Linked DNA regions of Mus musculus: region 2 is linked to region 1. A link is a loop called in an ENCODE intact Hi-C map of the cell type or tissue named here. Cell type or tissue: heart. All regions are shown on one strand. Each heading gives the region's core, and the rest is flanking DNA. Links, peaks and the distances in the headings are about the cores only.

Region 1 (8,328 bases), core at 180-8,179:
ACATGAAACTATATCTCAAACAAACAAACAAACAAACAAGAACGAAACAAAATAAAACTAGAGCTAGAGGGATCCCTCAGTGGTTAAGAGCACTTGTCTTTGGAAAGGTCCTAGATTCTATTCCCACACCAACATGGTGGCTGGCTCACGACTATCTCTAATTTCAGAAGAGATCCAATACCCTCTTCTGACCTCCACGTGCACCAGGCATGTGTGTGATACCCATATATACATTCAAGGAAAACACACAAGTACAATAAAATAAATAAATCTGGGAGAGAAAAAAAAACCCCCAAACATAACCACCACTACTAGTTCAAATCCAAGTTTAATACACTTCATTAAAAAAAACAATAAAAAAGAAACACTAAAATATGGCAAAATCTCGACAACTCAAAGCGTTTTATTATACCTGAGTAAATTACAGCTCCCAGGTATGTAGTGGTTGGTGGTTCTGTGTTCACCTTTCACTGCCTGTCCTGCTTGCTCGTTGGCTTGTGGTCGAAGATCAAAATGACACCATTAAAAATGAAAGTTCCCCGCTTCTGGTTTCATTTCCTACCGCAAGGATGCCAGTGATTTTTTTCCTTTTTTTTTTTCAGAGATCACAAATCAGTCACCACTTCCTGCTTAAGACTCTCCGTAGGGTTGCTGCACAAAAACAAACTCAGGGAAACTAGGCACGGCTCGGAAGGACAGGGCCACCTGCTTGATTCAGGCAAAGGTGTCCCCCCAGTCTCACGTTTCGTGGTAAGTTCCGCGCTGGAACTGGCTCTTAAGCCAGCAGCCATCCACAGTGGCTCTCCCGTTCTGGCCCTCCTGTCCACCCAGTGTCCCCGAAAGGCTTCCCCAGTCTTAAGATCTACAGGGGCTGCGGGAAGGGGCTGGAATGTGAGTGGCCCCAGGCACTCCTAAACGATCTTTCGGACCGTCTTCAGAGATCCATTAAAATACTCTCTGTGCCTCAGTTTCCCCATCTACAGAAAGCCCATGAACCTCTATTGAAGCGGTGAAGCCTGGAGAAGATCAGGGCCGGCGTGTGTGCGGCTAAGGATCTCCTGTGACCGTGAGGGACCCAGGCCTAGTCCGCAGACCCTGGGGCGGCCACAGGGGCCACCTCGTCATCCCGGAACAGCGCTATCCGCGGACGACGCCACGCCCGCACAGCTGGGATACACTTTACTAGGAGCCGGGCGCGCCGGACTGCTCTGCGCAGGCGCGGTCCGCACTGCGCAGGCGTAGAGCTCTGCGCTGAGGTGAGGCATTGCGCGCCGCGAGGTGTGGGCGCGCGCTCCCCAGCCACGGCGCACGCGCGGGCCCGCGCCGACTCAGCACGGCCCGAGGGCGCGAGCCCGCCGTCACCGCTACCGCCGCCGGCCGGACCGCCGTGCGCCCGGCGTGCGCGTGGGAGAGAGCACGGCTGCCGGTGCCGGCGCCGCCCCGCTGCCTTCTATCTGCCTCAGCCTCGCGCGCCCAGTGGTGGCCGGTGAGTGCGGGGCTCGGGCCGCGGCCGCGGAGGCGCGGGCTCAGGGCGTTGGGCGGCGCGGGCCGCGGTGCGGGCTTCGGCGGACACGGCCCCCACCGCGCCCCGGCCTCGCTCCTCGTCAGGCCGGGCCCCGAGGGCTGAGGAGGCCGCGGGGCTGGGGCGCGAGAGGCCGCGGGGTCCGGGACGGCGGGGCGGGCGCGGCGGGGACCGGGAGGCCCGAAAGCCGAAAAACAAAAGAGGTGGCAGGCGGAGTGCTGAGCAGCCGCGGGGTGGCCGGCGCGGGGCTTCCAGTGCGACCGCACGAACCCCGGAGTCATTGTGCTGTCCAAGTTCCCTCCGCCCCGACCCAGCCCCGCCACGGCGCGCTGCCTGTCCCCGCCGGTCCTCGCCGGCTGCTTTTGTGGCACCGCTCGGAGGAGCGATCGTGTCTGTGTGCGCACTTGTGTCGTTTAATTGTAAGGTTTATTTTATTTTATTTTAATTTTTTTTTTGCGGAGAAATGCGCCGAGGAGAAAGTTGCTTTTTGAAAGCCATTTCAACAGTGTCTCATTCTTGCATAGTTAGACTGCAGCTGGGTGTTTGGCAGTGGGACCAAGATAATAGCAATACTGTAATGATTATGGGAACTGGTTGAAATAGGTTGGAGCTGAAGGCACTGCAAGAGTTTGCGGGTTCGTTTTAAATCTGACCAGCGCTGGCATTTCTACTTAGAATGGAAGCTTTATCATGGTTGTGGTAATGGGTTATTACTACTTGAAGTGAAATAGCAGCGCCTCACTGTGTGTGTGTGTATTTATAAACTGAGGAATGAAAAGTCTCCTTTCAAAGACAGGTCTCTGAACAGTGACCTGGGACAGAAGTATTGTGAATGCAGACATAAAAAGAGCTAGTTCATCTAACATTAGCATTCTCCGAATTTTTGTGGAGATACACTATAGATAATATTTCCACTCAGTGATACTGTTGAGTTTCGTGTAGTATTTAAACGTGAACTTTTTTTTTTTTTTCCTGGGTATGAAACACCAGGGCTTCCCACGCGGTTCGTGCTGGTCCACAAAGCCACGCCCCCAGTCCTAACAGGAAACTTTAAGGAACGTGGACATGGTTCCCAGTATTATTATGAATTTAGTTTTATATTTGTGGCTGTTGTAAGTGGGCCGATCCCTGGCCTCCTTTTAAGACACTTGAGCTTATTAAAAGGCTACAAGAGTACATTTTCCTGGAAAGGATCTTGTTAGGGACATTGCCATATAAGCTAACTTATACGTGATCTACAGGCAAAGGTGGCTTCTGTTTGGGAGGGACCCACAAGTCACAGCTTTTAGGACTGTGTGGCTCAGGAAGAGATGATGCCTGGACAGGTAAGTCCTTTTGGCTCAAAATCCATAGTGTGGGGCCAGGACAGCTTTGGCAAGCTCCCTAGAGTAGATGGGACCTACTGTGTTTGAGGCTGGCAGCCCACTAAACAAGGAAGTGTTGGGGGTGGAGTTCCAGCAGTAGCTGTGAAGGGTGGGAGGAGGCAGCACGGAGGAAGCGGGGTATGTGAAGTAGTTTGGAACTCTAATCCTGTTGTTGGAAATTACATAATCCCCCAGTCCTCAAAACCCTGTTCTGGAGCTGGTTAGATAACTCTTCTCCATAGGAATTGGGAGATCTAAAAGACATTTGTAGGCTGGGCAGTTAGCTCTTTGTGTGTTACGTGTGAAAGGCTCGGAGTTTGAGCAGTGGCACAGTCCTTCCCTCAGAATATAAAGAGGTGTTAACCCGAGTTGCTTTAAAGATGATTGAGCATGTAGAAGAAAGGATTTTATATTACACTGTATAATGCAATAAAACTAGTTTTGACATCATTGCCCTTTCTTGGGATGTTAATTTGAGTAAGAGAAGTAGGAACTTTGTTCACAGAAATTTTGAGTCGACTCGCCCCTTAGGTCTTAATTTTGAGAAAATAATTAAAAATGAATTACAAAAGATGTGGCTCAACATGTTCATATAGTGTGCAAATCTTTTTAGTTTGCATTAGACATTTTCGGTTTAGATGAATTTTTACCTGGGTCACTTCTTGTTTTAAATTCAGTCACATTAAAAGTTAATTTTTTTTCATTATTTGTGTGTGTGTATGATATGTGTGCAAGTTGGCGTGTACCTCAGTGCAAGTGTGGAGGTCAGAGCAACTTTGTGGAGTTGCTTCTTGCCTTCTACCAGAGGTTGAATTTAAGTTGCTGGGCTTATTACAGCCAAGTGCTATTTCCTGTGGTGCTATCTTACCAGCCTGTAGTTGTCGTCGTCGTCGTCATCATCATCATCATCATCATCATCATCGGATCATCATTGCTGGTGGTAGCAGCAGTGGTGGTGATGATAGTCACTACAATTGGAGAAGCATATAGGGAGTGTGGCTCAGTGGTAGCAAGTGTTCATGAAGCTCTGCGTTTGAGCCCTAGCACTGCAAAGATCAAAATAATCAGACAATTATGGTTTCTGTGGGCTTTGCTTTAAATCTTGGAGTCTACCACTTAGAATACATATTTTTGTTACCATTTCCTCTACTAAGATTCCTAAAATAATCAGCAATAAATTGTTATTGGAATCTTTTTCTGATACTTTTAGAATTACTTAAGTTCAAGAAATTTAAAAGGCTGGCAGTTAATGGCTGTGTTTTTTGTGTGTGTTGGTAGTGATAAATTCCAGGGACCTTAAGAGTACAGCTGTCAGCCTCCTCCCGGTCCCCTGAGACACACTGGTCTCACTAGACTACACTGAGAAGGTGTGTTTGACCACTGTCTCTGAACTGTATTAATAGTGGATATTTGAGCCTTTTTGGCTTTGTTCCTCTACATCATTTTGGCAAAAAGTTTATGACTTAAGGAAGAAAAGCAGCCTCATGTACAAGAAATGAAATTTATATATCTCAGTTTCTGGTACTAATTTCTAGGAATTATGATAGATCGTATTTAAAATCCCTTAAAGGCATTGCTGATTATAAAGCCTACTACCTATAATTCTTAAAGATTTTATCTTTACTGGGTTCTAGTATGGAAATATAATTCGGAGAATTCTGTATGATTCAGCGTTCAGTTTAAGTGGAGTTTAGTGGGTGCTGTTGTATCTAATCTGCAATCTTGGAACTGGGAAATAGAATTTGTGTGTGCTGCTGGAGCTGGAAGACAGCATTACTAGTGTTGACCAGAGTTTACGGACATGAAGATGTTTCCTTATCAGCCTTAAAATTAATTAAAGTAGTTCTATGTGGAACTTGCTGATGAATACTTCCCCTTGCTGGAAAGAAAATGACTGGAATCATCTTATAATAGGGGAGTGATCTTACCACTGGGCCCCTGTGAGTGTCACTGCCTTCTGGGGAAACCTGGGAGAGTTTCTCCTCCTTCCCAGCCTTGGATGGGGATTTTGCTTCAATGTTATTCCTATGAGAACTGTTGGCCTGCAGGTGCTGTAGCACCCCTAGTGTACACAGAAGACCTGCATGTTGAAGTTCAGAGTAACTTGTGGGGGTCACCTGGCTCATATTGGTAGCTCTGGAGGGGAAATGGCCACCCAGGGCCTGCAGGACTGGACAAAGCTTAACTGGTTTTCAGAATGTGAGTGATGGTACCTGGGAAGTTTAGATAAGTAGATTCTGTCTTGGCACTTTCAGAACCAGAGCTTCTGACTTAAACAGCACAATATAGACTAGCCATTGAGTGTATCAGAGTTTTGGTTATTTGGAGTCAGTTAAGAATTAGTTAAATACAGATATATAAGGGTGGAACAGTGCTTGATGGTGCTTACTTGTTTTAGTAGCTGACACAGCCTCGAGGGTTTCTGCGAGTGATTGTTCTTGGATTAATGTGTATAAGGGGAACAGTTTATGGAAAGCAAAGAGGCAAGGCATGAGCTTCCCTGTGTAGTAACTCCCAGAAATTTTCCTTCCTTCCTTCCTTCCTTCCTTTCTTTCTTTCTTTCTTTCTTTCTTTCTTTCTTTCTTTCTTTCTTTCTTTCTTTCTTTCTTTCTTTCTTGAGATAGGGTTTCTCTGTAGTCCTGGCTGTCCTGGAACTCACTCTGTAGACGAGGCTGGCCTCGAACTCAGAAATCTGCCTGCCTCTGCCTCCCAAGTGCTGGGATTAAAGGCGTGTGCCACCACCACCTGACTGGTTCCCAACATTCTCAATGTTAAAACTCTTTAAACAGTTCCTCATGTTGTGGTGACCCCTCACCCATAAAATTATTTTTTTGCTACTTTATAGCTATAATTTTGCTGTTATGAATCATAAATATTTGATATGTAGCATATCTTATATTTGACCTCCCATGATCATGACCCATAGGTTGAGAACCACTGGTATAAAGATTTCTGATGTGTGTTTATTTATTCTATGAATCTGGAATTTTCCATCATGTTTTAAAGACTTATTCTCAATTCCATTATTTGAGGCCACCGGACCAAAACCCAGCCTCAAAAGGACCTCAGAAGTTCTGCTTTGGGTTGTCTGTGTCTGGGGTTTCCTTTTTTTTTTTTTTTTTAATTTATTTATTTATGTAAGTACACTGTAACTGTCTTCAGATCTCATTATGGGTGGTTGTGAGTCACCATGTGGTTGCTGGGATGCTGGGATTTGAACTCAGGACCTCCGGAAGAGCAGTCAGTGCTTTTAACCGCTGGGCCATTTCACCAGCCCTGGGGTTTCCTTTTTGACACAGTTTTTGTTACAATTCCTATCATTGTGAATCTTGGACTCCACTGTGACTGTAGGCACTTACAGTTTCTGCTTTTACTTGACCAGAGTGCCATATGATCATCTTTGTGAACAGTTCTGTGTGTTCTATGTTATTAGAGGATTCAGTGTCTTCCAAGAGGACAGAAATACCCTTTTATTTCCCACTGCATTCCCAGTTTCTGTCACATAGTCTTTTTGAATGAGCAACTGGAAGAACCTAGGTGTATTAATTATTGTAGAATTGGGTCACTCAGGCTACTGGGATCAGAAAAAAAAATGCTTCTGTGCCATTTGACAGTTTTGAGTTTCTTTTTTCATAGAAATTGGTTTTTATAGGAATTAGTCTTACATATTAGGATTCAACTCAGGTTTGAGGGAAGCAGTTGTTCAAAGTGAGGCAAAATGAGTGGGATTTAGAAAGGATCCATGCTGAGAGTGTAGGTCAGTAGTAAATCACTTTCCTAGAGTGTGTAAGGGCTGGGTTCAATCCTTAGCACTTCAGAAAACAAGATGAAAAAATAGAAGGATATGGGATGCCAGAAGCTCTAGGATAGTCTGTGTTCATCAACTGGATTTTTTTTTTTTCAAGGGCTTGACATATCCTACAGCCACGTACAGGAAAGTGGCAGTTACAAGTGTGCTGTGACCTGCTCACAGTTTTTCACTGCATGGATGCTATCCATGTGCAGTGTTTTGAGTCACAGGTGACAGTGTCCTCACTGATAAGAGAAACTAGCATTTGAGTACAGAATCTGTTCCTGATTTTTTGGTCAGGACCTCCCTTAGCCTTGCTGTACCTTGTAGAGGAAACTCAGAAGGTACACATTCCACCCAGCCTCTTCTAGGCCTCCCATTGATTTCAAGTGGTGACAGCAGGAAACAGTGCCTTCACCGAGAATCTTGTCAGACTGTGAATAATGCTTGAGCTTGCTGTCTGGGAGCTCAGATGGGCAATAAGGTTGTGAACTACAGCTTTAGAGCAGTTTGAAATGTTGGTTTTGAGTTGAGATGTGTGTATGCCAGTGAGTTTGCTCTCATTTTTTTCAGTCTTGGCTGTTTTTAGTATTTCTCAGAATCTTGAGAACACCTCAACTACGTTTTAATTTACCATGTTTTATGCTGAGACCACTTAAGTCTTTTGGTCTTGGCTTGGAATTTAAATGAACAATTTGCATGGAAAGAACAGGTTGTGTGGTTCCTGGGTGTGTAGCTTTTGGCAAATAGGATAGAATGTACATGTTGGTGCTTAAGGCAAAGTTTTAAATTCCCTGGTGGTTTTGTTTTGGTCCAAAATGTTGGCTGGCATTTACTAAGTCAGGGGGATTGCCAAGCCTTTGGGTGACTAATGAAGCAGTATTGTATAAATTGATTTTAAGTTTAGCTTTGAATTCATATAAATCATCCATCCATCTTTCCTCTTCCTTTGTCCTCTCTTTTCACTTATCTTCCTTTTTCTCCTCCTCTCTTCTCCTATGTCACCTATCTTCCCATTCTCTGTGCTGAGGTTGCAGGCACACTTGGTTTAGTACATTTGCTTTTGCCTTTTGGCCACATGTCACCTCTTTTTAGATAAAGAATCTGCACAGATGAAAATAAGTTACTCGCCTTTTATCTGTATGCCCTATGTAGCATGAAGTGCATCTGTTGAAGGGACTGTTGCAAGCTCAGTGGCAAGAGCTCTATTATTCTTCAGTATTCTTAAGTGATTCAGAGCTTCCTCACACACACTGTGGTGGTGGTTGGGAAAAGATGTGTGGCAGGGGTCTCTGTCAGTGTATTGGTACTTGGAGAATAAAGATAAAAGACCACCTGTCTGGAGGGAGTCTATCAGAAAGACTAGAGGACTTTGTTCTAAGTGACTTTTTAGAAAAAATATCAAGGTAGTTGCAGAGGTAGAGAAGGAGCAGAGATAATGGTCATGCAATCCCAAATTCAAGCAATGGGTGAGATATGAAATGCCTGTTTGTCTCTCTCATCAACTGTGAAATCAAAAATAACAAATGAGATAGCAAGAGAAACAAATCTGGAACAGTCTTTTTCTGTCTAAATTGATTCAGTGAAGTTGAGTTATAATTTACAGTCAGTAGTAGCCAATGGCCCCTGTTAATCTCAGACTGCCTGATCCA
Region 2 (8,328 bases), core at 276-8,275, 330 kb before region 1:
AAAAAAACTGAGCAGAGAGAACTTCGGGTTGGTGACTCCGGCCGCAGAGCAGTGTCCTCTATGGGGCCGTCGCTGGAGACACCCTCTCTGCATGGGTGGACGGAGGAGTGTCCCCTTTGGTCAGAGTTGGGCCCCAGAAGTCAGGACCAAAGGGAAAATGAACTTGAACTCAACCAAACTCTAGCGGCCCTGGGCCGTGGTGGGCAGGCAGCCTCTGATCCGGTCTGTCACGTTACCCCATCAGGGAACGGCAAGTCCTGAAGAGGGGCAGCGGGCTCAGGCAGCAGTGCTGGCCTCCGGCCTGGCAGCAGAGGCCATTGGGAGGCAAGGACAATGGTGAGGGCCAGAGGTGTACAGGTCTCCTCAGCGGCAGCACCCACGGTGTTGGGAACGGCAGTAGTCAGAGCTGCCCTCCTGGGGCTTCTCCATCAATCCCACCCTGGTCTTCAGAAGGCACAATCTATGGGAGGGGAGAAAGAAATGGGAGGTCCTCAGATTCTCCACGTGAAACCCAGAAACAGACAGACAACTCCTGCCTGGGCTACCCCAGGCCCCTGTGGTGACAAGAGAGCCATACATAGCCACCGAGATAGGGTGAAGAGGGTATCAGGGCTCACCCCAGGAGCATATGAACCCCACAAGCAGAGTACACCTACAGCAGCAGAAGCCAGGTCCCCCATCTCACAGCCCATAAGGGCAGTGGTCCCTCTCTTGGGACTGCTAGCCACAGCACAATATTAAGCTCAGATCGTTCTGCAAGGGCAGGTCTCAGGGACAGTGGGTACTGCCAGAGGGACAAGGGGCTGAGTGGCCTCAATTGCTGCCCCTCAGGCTTTCTGAAATCTCTACCCACAGCCACAACTTACGGGGACTTGCCAGGCACTAGAGGTAAACAAGACGTTCTGCTTTGCAAGAGACCACAGGCCAAGGGGCCAGCTGCCAGGCTCATGCCAAGGAGGTGACAGCACAGGTGGCCAGGAAGGGAGTCACACCGTTGACAGGACCCAGGGGAAGGGCACTACTGGAGGACATCGGCCTCCACCTTCTCCTCTGCAAGGACCCCAAAGAACAGCTAGCTAACACCCTGCCACCCCCTGGACGGCCTGGGAGACCTTGGGCATGTCACTGGCCTCTCTGGACCCGTTTCCCATCAACACGATGAAGGTTGAAAAAGAGGGCACCACAGTCCCTTGGGCTATGATCCAGTAGTTAGTAGAGCCTGAGCCCCTGGACTCAGCCCATCCCCCACCCAGCATTCATCTTTCTGGAAGGCCCCTTCTGGATCGCATCTGGAAGAGTTCTGCCCGTACCTCTTACCTCTCTGTCTCGTCCCCAGCTCTCCCTTCTCCAGCTGCCCACCAAGCAAACCAGGCCCTTGGAGCCTCAGGCCAGCATAAGACCCTGGTCTCTGGCCCCAAGCTTCGGGCACAGGCCCCACCGTCCAAGGCTCGACTGTACTAGATAGCACAGAATCCTCCCTCGCTACCTCCTACACCTGAGAACAGCTCAGCACTCCACTCCAAGTCAGTGCCATGGCTCACAGCTAGTCCCTGCCACCATTCTGAAAGGGCTAAGATAGAGGGGCCCCTTGGAGGAGGGCAGAAAGGAGTCCTGTGCCTGCTTGGGCAGGCCAGGTTCTCAACGCCCTGTGCATGCGGAGCCACGACTAGCCCGCTATAAGCAAGGAGAGCCTTCTCTCATGTTATGACACAAACACCCGGGCCTACTGAGATGAGCATCCCATGTGTGCACACTGCAATGCCCTTGTGTGTGCAGGAGAAAAGAAGAGAAGGCCCCAGGGAGTCAGAGAACACTGGCAGGCTCCTGTAGAGCTAACTGCACCTACTGGCTACTTGCAGGGGTTGGGGCTGGGTTGTAAGATTCCAGGGGCAACAGAAGCAACATCTGAGAAAAGGAAGCCTGAACCGCCTATCATGCTCCCCCCAGGCCTGAGGGGATGGAGCCAGGGGTCCAGATGTATAGGTGACACCAGGCTGAACTGCATCTTATAATACATGCACAGTTCACTGCAGTCTGGGCCACACCCCTAAGTGTGGGCAAAAAGGGGCATGCCCACAGCATGCCTGAGTCTACCCAGGCTCAACCACATGGTGGCTGCCCTCCCAAAAAGGAGCCCCTCTGCCGACACATCACTCCGCTCACCCCCTTTGGAGACAGTGTTTCTCTGTCCCTGTCTTACCTCCTGGACCGCACTTTGTAGACCAGGCTGACCTCAGACTCACAGAGATCCACCTGGCTGGGCCTCCTGAGTGCTAGGACTTAAGGCATCTGCCACCATGCCCAGGTGGACACATCACTTCTATGGGGTTAAGAAGACCAGAGAACAAGGTGGGGGGGTGGGGGGGTCTACCTCTACTGCATTCTAGCAGGCCTGAGCCAAGGCTTGTGGGCCCACCGGCTACCTACACCCCTATCCCAGCAGCTCTAGGTGTGAACAGAAGCTGAGCTCACCTTGCCTCAACAGGCACTCAGTCAAGCCACCACACCCTCCCCACCCCTGGTGCTTAAGGACCCTACTATGACCTGGGCCCTTCTCTATCCCCGCCCAGCCTCCTCTAGCAGTATCTTAAGCCCTCAGCTGCTCCCAGACCGGCATGTTTTTCAAGACCCATTTTTGTCCCTGTTTGCCAGAGGAGGACATGGGACAGAGGGGCGTGGAAGGACCTTCTCTGGACCCTGGCCAGCTCCGGCCGTCCAGACACCCAGGTTTTCTCAACATCGAGTCTAGTAATCGGGAACACTTGAACCCCAGGGGGGAAAAAAAGACACAGAGGTAGTCAGAAGCCACACCCTCAAGTGGTGGGGTGGGAGTGCATCTAGCTTCAGAAGGGACCTAAATGGGACCCTGTGTGACACTTAGGAGTCAGGGGTCACAGTTCAGGACTCTGTGCTGTCAAGACAGGCAAGACTGCTCCGTGGATGGGCTGGGGACCCCAAGGACCCGTAGTGGGGCGTGGGGAGGGCACACAGCTCCCCGACCTCAGCGGGACTTCCCACCCAGCCCGCCAGGGAGCCGCCATCCCGTGCAGGGCCCATCCCAGTAGGGTTAGGGTTCGGGAGCGTCCTCGAGGCCGGGTCCCCGCCGCCCGCAGCCCGGCTCACCCGCGCCCGCAGGCGTGCGGCCGCCTCCATGCGCCGGCCGGCCGGGCCGGGACCCGTGCGCGCCCTCCGCAGCGGCGCCGGCTCCGGGCGGATGCCCGCCGCCCGCCGCCCAGCTATTTATAGCGCCCGGCGTCACGTGGGGGGGCGGTGACCGGCGGGCGACCCGACTCACAGCGGCTCCCGCACCTGCTGCCTAAAGATAGCACGCAAACAAAGGCGCGGCCAGCAGAGGAAGAGGAAGGAGGAAGGGAGAGGACCACCGCGGACCCGCCTGCCATCCCCTCTGCATCCTGCTGGGTAGGAGACCTCCTTCTGCAGAGGGGCCACAAGCCAGGAGGAACCCTTCCAGCTCTCCAGCTTCATATGCGCACACTGAACAGCTACTGTGTGCTCAGCCGCACTAGCCCACACTTCACCTTAAGAGCCACCACTCCCAGACTACAGCTGAAGAACCTGAGGCACTGAACCTACGCACACTCGAGTCACACAAGAGATGGGAGCCGACTCTACACAGGCTCATCTCCAAGGGAACTGACACCCACCCAGCTCTCCTGAAGTCTTCCAGGGCATCCCCTGAGCAGGATCGTCTCCTGGGCTCCACTGACCAGACGGAATCCTGGTTCTGTCCTAGGGCATCCCAGGCAGGAACCCTGTGCTCTCCCGCCCAAGAATGGAGACAGATGTCAGTCCGCACCTGCCCCAGTGGCTGCACCGCCCTGGGAGCCTTCTGGTGCAGGGCTTGAGTTCCAGCTCACAGAATCCCCAGAGGCCTTGCCTTGCTGGGAACCCTGGCCCAAGCCCGGCTCCCAGACAGAGGCCTGGCCCTGCAATCAGTAGTTGGTGCTGGGGAGAGGAATGATCCCTGAAAGGCTGGACCTGAGCCAGGGGAGGGCATGCCCCTAATACTCCCAGAGAGAAGTCTCATTAGCCAACCTTGCACAGCAGAGCCTACTATCCCCCATTCTCCCCCTGGCCCAGGTAAGCAGGGCTGATAACGTCCAGGCTGGAGCATCCCATTGCAGCCCCATCCTGGCTCACCCCCAGAAAGCTAGGCAGCCACCTAAGATCCCCAGAATATGCCACCCTTATAAATCCAGCAGGTTAACGGCATTGTTGCTGACCAGACCCATGGTCTCAGCTGTTCCACTAGTTTCCATCCTGACTGCAGATCCTGAACCCTCCACAAGGCACCAGCCTCCAGCAACACAACAGATACTGAGTAGATGCCCCAAGTCACCCAGCCAGGTAGCTGGACCATGACTGGAGATTTGCCCTCCCCCAGAGACCCTACTGGTCCCAATCCCAGGTGGGTAGGAGAAAGCACATCAAACCATCCCTGGTGGCCCATCAGTTGTCTAGAAAAGGGTTTGTTAGTGACAGGCCCAGCAACGTCTGAGATGCTGCACCAGCCAGGGCTGCAACCGGGGCTCCAAGTGACACCACACACACACACACACACACACACACACACCAGCATGCTGGGGCCTCTAGCTAATCCTGGGGGCACCTGCTACAGCTGGCAGGGCCCCAAGCCTTTCGGAGAAGTCTATATATAACACATCCAGAGCCTTCTTGGAGCCCTCCCAGAGTAACCCATCTCTGGGGCCAGGAGGGGAGACCCTAGCAGGCTCCACCCACGCCAGTCCCTCGGAACTCATCCAAAGCTCTTACACCCCTGTGTCGCACAGTTCCAAGGGTGCAACCCCTCACAAAACAGGCTCCTTAACCCCAGGCTCTCCCCAACCCCCTTGGCTATGTGCCCAGCCCAGGGAAGGCATCCTTAAAGGGAGGGGGAACCTAGCACTGGGCCCCACCCATACCCCACCTCCCACCCAGGCATGGCACCAAGAAGCTCCCGCTTGTTTATGGAAGGAACAAATGACCTGGTGTTCTAGGCAGAGGTCCAGATTGGGGAGCCATCCAGAACCTATCACGAGACCTCAGCCCTCGAGGTCTGGGAGAACTTCATAGGAGGGGACACCCAGGCCACCCTAAGAGCAGCTCCATGCCTTCCAAGAAGGAGCCACTATGTCAGCTGCCCCTTTGCCTCTTGCTTTAAGGGACTTCCCCAACTTGGTCCCTCAAGGGCCATCTGAAACTATGCACAGGATAGGGACCACAGGAGAGCCCCAGGTGGCAGGGTGGGCAGGGAAGGGTTCCCAGAGAAGGTGACCCAGGAGGTAGGCAGACATACTCCTGGTACCTGCATTGACCATCTGCTCTGATGCCCTGTGCCACCTGGGATCAGTGCTAGCCAGGGATGAGCCTAAGGCCACCTCTATAAAAGGACACACTGCTAGAGAGGGAAGCCACCTTCCAAGGTGGTACCAGCACCCTGCATGCTATGGGCTGTGACCTGGAAACAGACCTGGGTTTCCAGAAGGCAGGCTCCTGCCGTCCCTACCGAGGCTCAGCCTGACAGTGCCCTGTGGAGCACAGTGGTGATCTGCTGACCCAGGCTCCCGCTCTCTGAGGGCACCCTCACGCCTGGCATCAGCCTACACCACTGCAGATCAAAGGCTGTAACTGTCACTTCTGCCGACTGGCGCACAGAGTGGGCCCAAGTAATTGTGCATGAAGTCCACCAGGTTTCTAAACTTGGGACCTCTGACCCCTGAAGGTCCACCATGAGCTACATGTGTGGTTTTTTAAGAGATTTATATATATATACAGTATTCTCCCTTCATGTATGTCTGCACACCAGAAAACGGGACCTGGTCTCACTATAGATGGTTGTGAACCACCACGTGGTTGCTGGGAATCGAACTCAGGACCTCTGGAAGAGCAACCAGTGCTCTTAACCTTGAGCCATCTCTCCAGCCCCAGCTCCATGCTTTCAAAGGGCATCGGGTAGACCTGTCTCCACGAGTTGCCTCAGTCATGGCTGACAGGATACCCCTTTCCTCCTCTTATGCTGTACTTCACCTCCCAAGAGCTCAGTCCTGGCTCACATGTCTCCTGCCTTCTACAGCCTGTGACCTCCTACACTAACCTCGACCTTAGGATTCCTTCCCAAAAGGAAGGGAATCTAAGTGTTCATTCATTCATTCATTCACTCACTCAGTCACTCAGTGAGACAGGCATGCTGAGCACCTCCTGGTGCCAGTCACAGGGCTGAGCAGGATGGAGACTGAGAAGATGGGAGAGAACAGCTGTGCTGTAGGCAGGCATCACTCCTGACTCAGGGTACCTCCGTTTCCCAGGTTACTGCATACAGAGTTGAGCAGTGCTTTGCCAATGCTGTCTCTCACTGGGCTGTCTGCTCAAGGCTGAGGCACCCTGGCCAGCTCATCCTATCTTCCTCTCTTCACATCTTCCCACCAATGCCTCCCACACCACACCACAGCCATGGCTCCTGGATCTTTTTCTTCCTGTTCCTGTCATGAGAGACAGCCCTCCTCCAGAGGAGCAAGAACTCTGTGCCTGGGTTTCCTCCATACATCAGGATGAAGGCAGAAATTCAACTCCCTTACAGTCACCAGAAACAAGAACGCTCCAAGCTGCACTCACGCCCAGAGCACAGTACTGCCTCCTCTCCTGAATCCTGTAAGAAGAGGACCACTGGAGTCTGGATGTCCCCCAAGGCCATACGCTCTCAAACTCACCCTTTGTTCAAGCCCAGGTCTCAGGATTTCTCACCCTTGCCGTCTGGCTTCTCTCACCCAACATCCAAACACCTGCAGAAGACGTAGGACTCTGACTGGAGACCCGGCTGCCTCAAAGGACAGCATCCACGATGTCTGACCCTTCTGATAAAGGGATCCCACTCCATCAGGGACCCCTTCACACCCAGGAAAGTGTTAAGTGGGTAACAGACACGTGTGTCCGTGTGGAAGGGCGCGTTACGTCTCACATTCCAGCACAGATTAGCACCAGGATTGAACACCAGTCCATCTGTCAAGCCACCCAGCAAGCCACCAGGACTGGCCTCAAGGTTTGGCTCAAACTGCAGATTGAATGGTGTCTCCCACCTGCCACAGCTCACACATCTTCCATGGCTCCTGTAGCCTACCAAACTCACCCTTCAGTGGAAGAAATGATAGGGTACAGGATTCACACCTCCAGGAACCCTGCTCTCTTCCTCAGAAGCCTCGGACACCCCCAAGGCCAGAACCTCGTGCTCCAGGAAGCCACTGATCACACTGTGTCCCAAGCTCCCGGTCACATGTTTACCTGCAAAGCACGTCTAGGCTCCCTCCATGCCTCATTGTTGCACGGGATTAGGGTTGAGGAAGCAAATGCCATAATGGACTCCCAGAGATCACAGAGATAGAGGTTGCAGAGAGCATGAGATATTAGGCAGGGAGGTACAGCACAGGGAAACAGGGACTGGACATTGTCACCATGGAAAAGAGAAACTGGGACGGCAGCATTCAAGCAGACTCAGTTCCCAGGGTAGGAACCAACCGCATTCTCCATCAGCAACTAGCACCGGTGTCTACCTGTCTGGCAGCTCACGATCCGGCCCATGTCTTTCCCCAAATATGCAAGCAAACCCCAGCTGAGACCCAAGATTGAGAAACCCTGTATTACGTGTGGCCAGATAGACAAGGAGGAGAGGGCTGCCTGCGTTCTGCTTGACTCAATCTAGCCGAGGCCTCCTTCCTGTCTGCTATTGTGTGACTTGCACAGCCTCGGAAGTTTTACACCCAATGGGCAACCAAAGGAAATGGCAGGAGGCCCACTCCATTCCCATCAACCGTGGCACCTCCAGAGCCTCTCCAGACACCCCTCAGAGCCCAGGGGGACCGTCACTTTGTATACAGCTATGACCAGCATGAGAAGCGACTCTCCTGCACTTCATAGGAGCCATTAGGCTGAAGGTGTTAGCATATGGCTGGCTGAGGTGATAGGGGAGGCTCTGGACCTCACTGGTCCTTCTGTGCCCACCAGAGCTGTGCTGCCACCACATCACCACCCACTGTAGTCCTGGCCCACTTTCTGATGGCATGGCTGGTGTGGAAGTAACAAGGACACGTGGATCAGCCAACACTGAAGCTGGGGTACCACAGGAGGGAGGGTCAGGCACCCCACGATGGACAGAGAGCTGAGAGAAAGGCAGAGCTTGGGTCTTGCCGGAAAAAAAGATGCCACTCTGGCCACATGGGTGACACCCTTCCCCACTTCCCCTAGAAAGTGCTATGACACCCTTCTCTCTGGGATAAGCTCCTCTTATCTGCTGTCCCCAGACAAGGACCCTCCCAT

What was found. A loop is a pair of places that touch in the nucleus more often than their neighbours do. Peaks named below come from ENCODE experiments on the same cell type or tissue, not always from the same donor. Only the 100,000 strongest peaks of a DNase experiment are listed, where the experiment ranks them.
Region 2: a loop joins it to region 1, with 4 times the contacts of the local background. A loop is called at or near these places in 2 of 42 quality-filtered maps.

What each region holds. Positions count from the first base shown.
Region 1 is chr15:73,416,167-73,424,494 of GRCm38, reverse strand. Ptk2 (PTK2 protein tyrosine kinase 2) reads left to right here and starts at 1,304. Exons shown (of 35, transcript NM_001358046.1): 1 at 1,304-1,486. In heart, for the core only: CTCF peaks have their summits at 546, 1,135 and 4,949; DNase peaks (open chromatin) are centred at 1,234 and 2,974; H3K4me3 peaks cover 3,222 bases; H3K27ac peaks cover 2,666 bases.
Region 2 is chr15:73,743,261-73,751,588 of GRCm38, reverse strand. It overlaps Ptp4a3 (protein tyrosine phosphatase 4a3), which reads right to left and starts at 3,563. Exons shown (of 6, transcript NM_008975.3): 1 at 3,124-3,563; 2 at 1-460. In heart, for the core only: a CTCF peak has its summit at 4,286; DNase peaks (open chromatin) are centred at 878, 3,328, 3,978, 4,858 and 5 weaker places; H3K4me3 peaks cover 4,603 bases; H3K27ac peaks cover 8,000 bases.